Regions from separate parts of the Homo sapiens genome. Here region 1 is linked to region 2. Evidence: chromatin loops called from intact Hi-C (ENCODE). Cell type or tissue: IMR-90. All regions are shown on one strand.

Region 1 (5,000 bases), 140 kb after region 2:
TGGGTCCTGCTGGCAGCCTCCTCCCACAAGAAGTCTTCCTGGATTGCACCTGAAAGCATTAGGTGTCTCTCCTGTGCTCCCACGGTGCCCCCACTCTACCCCAAGCAGGTGTTTGGGAATGCCTGGGGGAAGGGAAAAGCTCTTTTCCTCGTTCCCAAGCCAGAGCTTGTTACTGCAATGAAAGAAGCAACAAATTACCAGCCAGGCTTGGGGGCTAATGATGGAAACCAAGGCATTGTTCTGGGTGCTGCTAATTGCATGCCTCCGCAGTGAGGCCCACTCAGCCTGCAGCATGTCACCGCTAACTTCTGCCCATAGCGCCAGGCCCAGCCTGGAAGGGGGCCAGACACAGAGTTTACTGGGGCAGGAGGGGTGTCCCTGGAGCAGTGGGTCCCAAAAGCGTGACTGCAGCTGCCTCTCCTGGAGGCCTATTACAAATACAGATTCCCAGGCCCTGCCCCAGAACCACTAAGTCTATATCTGAGGGGCTGAGTCTCCAGGGATAGGCATTCTTGACAAGCCCCCAAGGGGATTGTGAAGCCCAGCCTAGGCCTAGGGTTTCTGATCCCATCCCCACCCCAAAGCCAGACAGAGACCTTCCACACCTAGCCCAGCTCACCCCGACAATGTGGCAAGATTCAGAAAATGAACCTGTTTAGGGGAGAAGGGTGGAGATGACAGAAGCCTCACCCAGGAACAGAGGTCAGGTCTTCTCATGAGCTGAGAGACCCAGGTCAAGTTAGTGCACCTTTCTAAACATAGGTGGGTTTCCCAGGAAGCTGAGAGACCTCAAACTTCACAGTCTCTGCAAGGCCCTGGGAGGAGCCCTAGCAATGGGCTCACTTGCTTGGAGATTTGTGTACAATTTGTGAAAGTAAGATATCTTAGCCTAGGCACATGGCAGCTCACGCCTGTAGTCCCAGCACTTTGGGAGGCTGAGTCAAGGAGTTTGAGACCAACATGGCGAAATCCCACCTCTACTAAAAATACAAAAATTAGCTGAGTGTGGTGACACATGCCTGTAATCCCAGCTACTCAGGAGGCTGAGGCAGGAGGATTGCTTGAGGCCAGGAGGTAGAGGTTGCAGTAAGCCGAGATTGTGCCACTGCACTGCAGCCTGTGTGACAGAGCGAGACCTTATCTCAAAAACAAAAGGAAAGAAAAAGGAAGGAAGGAAGGAAGGAAGGAAGGAAGGAAGGAAGGAAGGAAGGAAGGAAGCTAGGAAGGAAGGAAGGAAAGAAGGAAGGGGAAAAGAAAGAAAATGAAAGTAAGATTATCTTTTTATTCTTTTTCTTAAAGAGCACCCCACCACCACCAAATTGTATAAGCCTCAAACTCCCTTAAAAAATGAGGAGAGGCCGGGCGCAGTGGCTCACAGCTATAATTCCAGCACTTTGAGCGGCCGAGGCAGGAGGATCATGAGGTCGGGAGTTCAAGACCAGCCTGGCCAACATGGTGAAACCCCATCTCTACTAATAACACAAAAATTAGCTGGGCTTGGTGGCATGTGCCTGTAATCCCAGCTACTTGGGAGGCTGAGGCAGGAGAATCGTTTGAACCTGGGAGGCAGAGGTTGCAGTGAGCTGAGATCGTGCCACGGCACTCCAGCCTGGGTAGCAAGAGCGAAACTCTGTCTCGAAGAAAAAAAGAAAAAAAAAAATGAGAATAGGCCAGGTGCAGTGGCTCACATCTGTAATCCCAGTGCTTCAGGAGACCGAGACCGGAGGATTGCTTGAACCGGAAGGCGGAGGTTGCAGTGAATCATGATTGTACCACTGTACTCCAGCCTGGGCAACAGAGCAAAACCCTGTCTCTAAAAAAAAACTTTTTTTTTAAGAAGAATTTTAAGGACCTCGAGTGGTTATTGTGAGAATAACCGAGCGAAATGTAAACAAAGCTGGCAGCACAGTGCCTAAAACCCCACCACGGAGAAAGCGCCCTGGGCAAGGGGCTTGATCCCCCTGCACCGCTGTTTTCTCATCCGTAAAATGCAGGTGCAACCATAGCTACCTCCTCACGTGGTTTGAGCATGAAATGAGCTAATACAGGTGACGCACCCAGCTCAGGGCTTGGCACAGGGCAAATGCCCTCCAAGTACTGACTACTGCAACTGTCACTGGCAGGGGAACATGGCTCCCATCAATGAATAATTGTGGACAAGTGCAAGAGCCAGCGCATGAGTGACAGAACGCACGGCTTCTTGAGGCAGCCCAGCCTTCGAAGATTGCGTGGCAATGGGACACATGCTTTTGAAACTGTGTTTCCTGGAAATACTGGAAAGAGATAAGACCCTCTTTCACCAAGCCGATTTAAGAACAGCCCTGCCAAGAAGCAGGGGAATGGATCCAATGAACCAGATTTGTTGCAAATCTGGGACAGAAGTAACAAGAATGGACTTGACCTTGGGCAGTGATTTCTGAGAAGGAGCCTGTTCTGAGGAAGGGGGTGGATGCCCAGATTAGAGGATGCTGGAAGGTTCGAGCAGGATGAGAGCTGGGATGGGAACAGCGCGACATCCAGTCCAAACTTCACTTCCTGTGCTGCAAGCAATTATGAATTAAAACAAAGCTGGAGGTGAGACCCTGGAAGGTGATGGGTGACCAGAGTCACCAATGCACATGACACTTCTATGGAGGACCTCCTGGAGGAGGTTACTTCAGAGCAGGGAGAGAAGTTACAGGTCAGCAGAAAGAAACAGCAAGTCCAGCAGACGCAGGAAGCTCTGCAGTCATGCACTTAATTATGGACATTAGATGAGCACATACTACGTCGGAACTAGCCTAAGCGCTGCCCTCAGACACTCTCATTTTTGGAATTCTTTGGTTGTTATTTGTTTTTGTGCTAATAATTTCTCCTTTTTTGAGGCAGTATCTCACTCTGTTGCCCAGGCTAGAGTGCAGTGGTGTGATCTTGGCTCACTGCAGCCTCCACCTCCCGAGCTCAAGCAATCCTCCCACCTCAGCCTCCCAAATAACTAGGACTATGGGCACACACCACCACACCCAGCTAGTTTTTGTCTTTTTATTTTTTGTAGAGACAAGTCTCACTATGCTTCCCAGGCTGGTTTTGAACTCCTGGACTCAGGTGATCCTCCCACCTCAGCCTCCTAAAATGCTGGGATTACAGGTGTGTGCCACTGTGCCCAGGGCCTATACTAATAGTTTTTTAAGCTTAGAAACAGTGGCAAACTTATAGAAAATTTGCATGTATAATACTAAGAATTGTTTTTGGTTTGTTTGTTTGTTTTTGAGATGGAGTCTCACACTGTTGCCCAGGCTGGAGTGCAATGGTGCAATCTCAGCTCACTGCAACCTCCGCCTCCCGGATTCAAGCAAATCTCCTGCCTCAGCCTCCCGAGTAGCTGGGATTACAGGCGCCTGCCACCACACCCAGCTAATTTTTTGTATTTTTAGTAGAGACGGGGTTTCACTATGTTGGCCAGGCTGGTCTCGATCTCCTGACCTTGTGATCTGCCTGCCTCGGCCTCCCAAAGTGCTGGGATCACAGACATAAGCCACCGCGACCGGCCAGAATTGTTTCTCTGCAACCATTGAACTGTAAATTGCCGACCTATTTTCTACCAACAAAAGCCTTTCCCTACACAACCGCAGTAAAACCATCAAATCAGGGAGCTAGCACTGATCCATTCCTACCTTCCACTCCACAGACCTGGCGCCAGTTTTGCCAACTATCTCAACAATGCCTCGGTAGCAAAAGGACCCGGTTCAGTCTCCTGCGTTGCATGAAATTGTCAGGTCTCCTTCGGTCTGGAACAGTTACTCAGTACTTCCTTCACGGCCTTGACATTTTGAAGATTACAGATCACTTACTTCATCAAATTGGGGTTTGGCTGGTGTTTCCTCGTGGTTAGATTCAGGTCATGCGTTTGTGGCAGGACTATCCTAAGTGGCAGTTATGGGGCGCTTTGGATCAGTTTCAATAAAGGTGATGTTAAATTTGATCACTTAAGGTGGTGTCTGCCAAGTTTCTCCACTGCAAAGTTATTCCTTCTCTCTTTGTAATTAATAAGTATTTTGTGAGAAGATACTCTGAGACTATGTCAATATCCCTTTTCTCATCAACTTCCAGTTTATTCACTTATTTATTTGTCGCAATACGGACCTGTGTTTTCTTAGGGAATTCAACAGGTTATCATCCATGACTATCACTGGTTTTTTTGTTTTGCTTTTTGTTTTTTTGAGACGGAGTCTCGTTCTGTCCCCAGGCTGGAGTGCAGTGGCGTGATCTTGGCTCACTGCAACTTCCACCTCCCGGGTTCAAGTGGTTCTCCTGCCTCAACCTCCCGAGTAGCTAGGACTACAGGCACACACCACCACACCCAGCTAATTTTTTTTTTTTTCGCATTTTTAGTAGAGATGGGGTTTCATCATGTTGGCCAGGATGGTCTCGATCTCTTGACCTTGTGATCTGCCCGCCTCAGCCTCCCAAACTGTTGGGATTACAGGCGTGAGCCACTGTGCCCGGCCCATTGTTTATTTTAATGCTCAGATCGACCCAGATTTGGCCAGTGGTTGCCCTTTCAAGTAGCTCCAGGGGCATTTTGACTTATCTCCATCATTCTTTGACCATGTCCTGAATTTCTGGCACAAAAAGATATTCCAGGCTCATTCTGCCCCTTCCCTGCCCCAGCCCTAGAATCAGCCATGGCTCCAAGGAAGCCTGATTCTTTAGTGGGGAACGGTATACAGAGGCCAACATCTGGGTGCCAGGTGTGCTCACTGCTACTGGGGAGTTGCTGCTTCCAGTCCCTCTCAGTAGACAAGGCCATGGGGACCCCTAACCCCCACATCATTCAAGGGTCAACTGTACATATAGACTGTACATATGTCCACACACACTCACATATGTGTATATGTATAGTAAATATCTAATATACACATTTGCATGTGTATATGTTTGTATTTATTGCTCTCTTATATTGAAAACCCTGGCCAGGTGCGGTGGCTCATGCCTGTAATCCCAGCACTTTGGGTGGCCAA
Region 2 (5,000 bases):
ACCTGATTACAAAAATCCTGAAGGCTTTTTCATGTTTCTGACTCTTGTCCTCTATCAAGTGATACTTCCTCTAGGGAAGGAGCTGGGCTTCCCTTTCTCCTGCATAATAGCAATGACTATCGTTTATAGAAGTGATCACATGCACAGCCTCTGGAGCCAGAGAGAATTATACTTCAATGCTGCTTCCTGGCCGCAAGGCCTTGGGCAAGTCACTTGGTCCTTTCCAGCCTCATCTCCTCCTCTGTAAAAGGGGTGCACGGTGCCTACTGCATAGGGCACAGGTAAGGATACCGGGCATACTCAGCACCTTGTGTCACTCACTATCACTCGAATGTCAGCTCTGTGGTTATTATGGGATCATCTCAGCTACATATATTCTTTCTAATTCTCTGAGGCAGGCAAGGATCACCACCCCCATTTGACAGATTAGGAAACTGAGGCCCTAAGAAAGACATTACTCGCCCCGAGGCCTCCTGACTCCCGATCCTGCGCCTGCCCCACTCTACCAGCCCCTGCCCATGACACATGGGTGTTTGATCGCCAGGATCTCAACCATGTGGACCTCAGGAGAGCCTCACGAGTGGGCTCCACGTCCCGAGCCCTCACCTCGATCTGACCTATCGTTTCCTGGTACTCCTTGTCTCTCGTCTTGAAGAAGGATTCGGTCTCATGGATCAAGTTGCCCAAGTTTTCCTCTTGCTGGGGAAATAGAACAAACGGGACAGTTTATTTTATTTATTTATTTATTTATTTATTTATTTATTTATTTATTTATTCTTGAGACGGAGTCTCGCTCTGTCACCCAGGCTGGAGTGCAGAGGTATGATCTCGGCTCACTACAACCTCTGCCTCCTGAATTCAAGCGATTCTCCTGCCTCAGCCTCCCGAATAGCTGGGATTACAGGTGCCCACCACCAGGCCTGGCTAATTTTTATATTTTTAGTAGAGATGAGATTTCGCCATATTGGCCAGGCTGGTCTCGAACTCCCAACCTCAGGTGATCCGCCCACCTCGGCCTCCCAAAGTGCTGGGATTACAGGCATGAGCCACTGCGCCTGGCCCAAAGGGGACAGTTTAGCTGTGTGGTGGGGGCTGTAGAAAAATAACAGGGATGAGGGACCATTGAAAGGCGGTGTCCCCCAGACCCCTAGTCCTGGCCTTTGGGAAGCCAGGCGCTGGGCTTACCTCGCCCTGCAGGTCGATGGTCGGATTGCAGTTGGTGAAATCCTCCCAGAGCAGCAGCGTGTCTTCATTCTCTTCCCACGTCAGGCTGTCACAGTCGTCGTCAAAGTCAAAGGTCTCCCGCCTGTGGGGGTGACACCAGAGGGCATGACTGAACAGAAGGCAGGCTCCAGGGACCCATACAGGGGACAGAAAGGGGCAGCTGCCCAGCAGGTACACAGCTTCAAGGCTGTCCTCAGGAAAGACAGGGGTAGTAAGCCAAAGGGGACATTCGCCTTATCCAAAAGGAGTTTAACTCTTTTAAAATGCAGAATGTATTTATGTATTGCTTGTACAATTAAAAATGTGTATTTTTTTTTTAATGTCAGGCTTTAATTAATTGGGACTAAAGATATTTTCCTCCAAGTCCAATCTTGCAATTTTCCTCATTCATTTAACAGCTATTTCTTGAGCCTCTAGTTTGAGTGAGATGTTCAATATAATATCATCTTCTCTGCAATTTGGAAAGGTTGGTATTATACCTATTTTACAGATGAAGAAATGGTGGCTCAGAAAGGATAACTCAACTGTCTAAAGCCACACAGCTAGCATGTAGCAGAAATAGGCTAGAATGCCGAATGTTTCTGTTTCCTACAGCTTTTTCCTCCCCATCAAGACACTCCCCAAGCACCCATTAGGTGCTGGGCACTGGACCAGCCACTAAGCATGCAGCAAAATGCAACGCCCTCAAAACAATTCCACCCTCAAAACAATCCTATGAGGTAAGCATAACTATCGTTCCCATTTTGCAGGTGAGGAAACAGAGGCTCAGAGGGATTCAGTGGCCTTCTAGACCAATACATGCTGGAAATGAGATTTGAATTCAAAGCCTGGGAGATGTCAAGACCTCCCTATTGGCTAGAACTAGAAGTAGGTTGACCAACCAGGCAGGTTTGCCTGGGACTAAGGGGTTCCCAAGATGCCTTGGTTACCCCAACTGGAGGAGACCTAAAGATCAGCTCATCCAACATACCCCTATTTCCAAGGGGAAGGCTGAGTCTGTAGGAGTGAAATCACTTGACTCAGTGCATCGGTAGCACAGGACAATGTGGACCCTGTCTCCAGGCTGCCATCCCAGGGCTCTCCCCATTGCCTGCCCTCCCTCAACTCCTTCCTGGATCCTCCAGAGCAACAATGAGTGTTCCCAATGGACTGGGTTGGGGACTGGGCCGGTCCCAAGAAGGCCGTCTGGTAAAAAGCTGCCTCGAGCGCCCCCTGGAGTCAGGCCGGGCCGGCTCCCCTCCAAAAGCCATTCCCACAGGAGCCCATAGGTGGCTCCCCGAGTCCAGGGTCCTGAGCTGGTAGGGGGTGGGTGCTGGAGAGGGCCGTGTGGCCCGGAGCCGCCAGGGTCCAGTGGTCACTGCATCACACACTCAATTCCTGACTTCACTTCCTTCCCAGCGTCTGGGATCTGAAGGAAACCCCAGCCGAGGGACAGGAAGCTGGAAAGGACAGAAAGACGGGCAAGAGAAGGGACTCGGAAGAGGCCTCCACTTCACAAATCTGCGGAGTGGGGCTGAGGAGGAGCCTTGGCCCCAGCGGGGGAGACCCACACGTTCCCCCTCTTCTCCTTGGTCTGAAGCCCAAACAACCGACTTGGATCAAAACAAAACACAACTGTAACACGGCTGCATTATTCAAACACTTCATCAGATCTGGCCAGGGGCAGCCTGGCTAGGGTCCTGCCCACAGCTGGTGGAGATGTCCATGGGAAAGGCCCAGGGCCCCGCCTGGGGTGGGGTCAGGGCGGCCCACACAGAACTGCAGAATGGGGGTGGGGGGTGATCAAAGTGATCAGAGGTTTCGTTGTTTGTTGTTGTTGTTGTTTTTTTGTTTGTTTGTTTGTTTGTTTGAGACGGAGTCTCGCTGTCGCCCAGGCTGGAGTGCAGTGGTGCGATCTCGGCTCACTGCAGGCTCCGCCCCCTGGGGTTCACGCCATTCTCCTGCCTCAGCCTCCTGCGTAGCTGGGACTACAGGCGCCCGCCACCACGCCCGGCTAATTTTTTGTATTTTTAGTAGAGACAGCGTTTCACCGTGTTAGCCAGGATGGTCTCGATCTCCTGACCTCGTGATCCGCCTGCCTCGGCCTCCCAAAGTGCTGGGATTACAGGCGTGAGCCACCGCGCCCGGCCTGTTTGTTTTAACTTAGGTAACTTTACAACCAGCTAAATCGAATTCCATACTGAACCCAATTTAGCTCTATCAACACAGAGGCGCCCACTCCTGCAGCCAGTCTCGCCTGACTTGGATCTGAATGCTCTTTCTACACACTGGAGCCTTTGCCCATGGGGCCCCCTGGCTTCCACTCTGATCTGTCTCCTTTTTAGCTCACTCCATTGCTGGTCAGCTTAACAATGCCCTGGGGACTTTATAAAAGCAGGGACAACAATTTCTTCAGATAAGTCCTTTAATTTAACCACATGGACCCAGCCTGGGATCTCCGGGACATACAATCCTGTCTTAGGGCTCAGAAGTGCCCAGGGCAACGTTCAGAAAACCTAGACCCAACCACTGCTTCTTTCCAAAAGCCCCTATTGGCCAGGTGCAGTGGCTCATGCCTGTAATTCCAGGACTTCGGGAGGCCAAGGTGGGCGGATCACTTTAGGACAGGAGTTTGAGACTAGCCTGGGCAACACGGTAAAACCCAGTCTCTACTAAAAAAATACAAAAAAAAATTAGCTGGGTGTGGTGGTGTGTGCCTGTAGTCTCAGCTACTTCGGAGACTGAGGCAGGAGAATTGCTTGAACCCAGGAGGTGGAAGCTGCAGTGAGCTGAGATCGCACCACCACACTCCAGCCTGGGCAACAGAACAAGGCTCCATCTCAAAAAAAAAAAAAAAAAAGCCCCTCTTGGCAGGCAGCAAAAGATGAGAATATGAGATGGGGGGTATCAAAAGAGGAATCAAGAATCTAGGGGTCTCCTTATCACCCTTAAATAGCAAACCCCCAAAATACAGCTCCGATCCCAGTTCTGTTTCAAGGGAATGGCAGGTCCAGGAAGTATCAGGCAAAAGAGTTCCTGTCCCCACCCAGTTCCAACCCTGCCTCTGCCTCCTGTCTACCTTAAAAGTCAGCCTAGAATAGGGACAGAAGAGAGAATTCTCTTCCAGGCATGGCGTGGGGGACAAAGCACTGGACCAAGAGTTGGGGGCCTGGCTCTGTGTGCCCCTCTGAGTCCATTCTCTCATTTGTACAATGAAGTGGCTGGGCAGAGTGAGCTCTGGACTATGGAATTCTGAGCCAGCCTCAGAGCTCTGCAGGGAGGTTAGGAGAGCCCGTGCCCTGGGCTTTTGAAACAAATGATGTCAAAGGCATCTGCTAGAAGGAGCATGCCCTCTCTGGGGGGCTTCCGGGAGGTGGCAGAGCCTCCCAGAGCTCTGATTGGTAGCTCTGATTTCCTGCAATGGCAAATTTTAAGGTACTAATATGACATCACTGAGCCTGGAGTGGGTATAGCAGCTTCTAAGAGCTGGCGCCAGCAGGCTCGCCCACCACTGATCATACCCAGCCCAGACCCTGCCACCACCCCAAGCAGTGTTTCCTACTGACAGCGTACTAGCGTGGGAGGCAGCCTGGCTCTGAATCCCAGCTCAGCCACATACTAGCTGAGTGGTGTTACCCAAGTCCCTTCTCCTCTCAGAGTCTCAGTTTCCCTGTCTACAAAAGGGGAGTGATACCCCATCTCCTAGGATGGGCGTCTGGAGTGAGCAAAGTGACATTTGTGAAGCCCCCTCCAAGCGAACATCAGGAGCCATTTCTGCAAGCCGTGCGGTCAACACA

What was found. Peaks named below come from ENCODE experiments on the same cell type or tissue, not always from the same donor. Only the 100,000 strongest peaks of a DNase experiment are listed, where the experiment ranks them.
Region 1: it touches region 2 in a loop (10-fold over the local background); 1 of 110 quality-filtered maps calls a loop at or near these places.

Annotation. Positions count from the first base shown.
Region 1 is chr1:19,047,225-19,052,224 of GRCh38, forward strand. LOC105376815 (a long non-coding RNA gene) reads right to left here and starts at 4,204. Exons shown (of 3, transcript XR_947015.2): 1 at 3,654-4,204. In IMR-90, no CTCF peak of the experiment used is centred here; no DNase peak of the experiment used is centred here; H3K27me3 peaks cover 411 bases.
Region 2 is chr1:18,910,778-18,915,777 of GRCh38, forward strand. It overlaps IFFO2 (intermediate filament family orphan 2), which reads right to left. Exons shown (of 9, transcript NM_001136265.2): 6 at 1,186-1,306; 7 at 607-699. Among named protein-coding and RNA genes, the nearest start is that of ALDH4A1, 11 kb to the left of the region's middle. In IMR-90, a CTCF peak has its summit at 2,474 (motif pointing left); a DNase peak (open chromatin) is centred at 2,514; H3K27ac peaks cover 346 bases.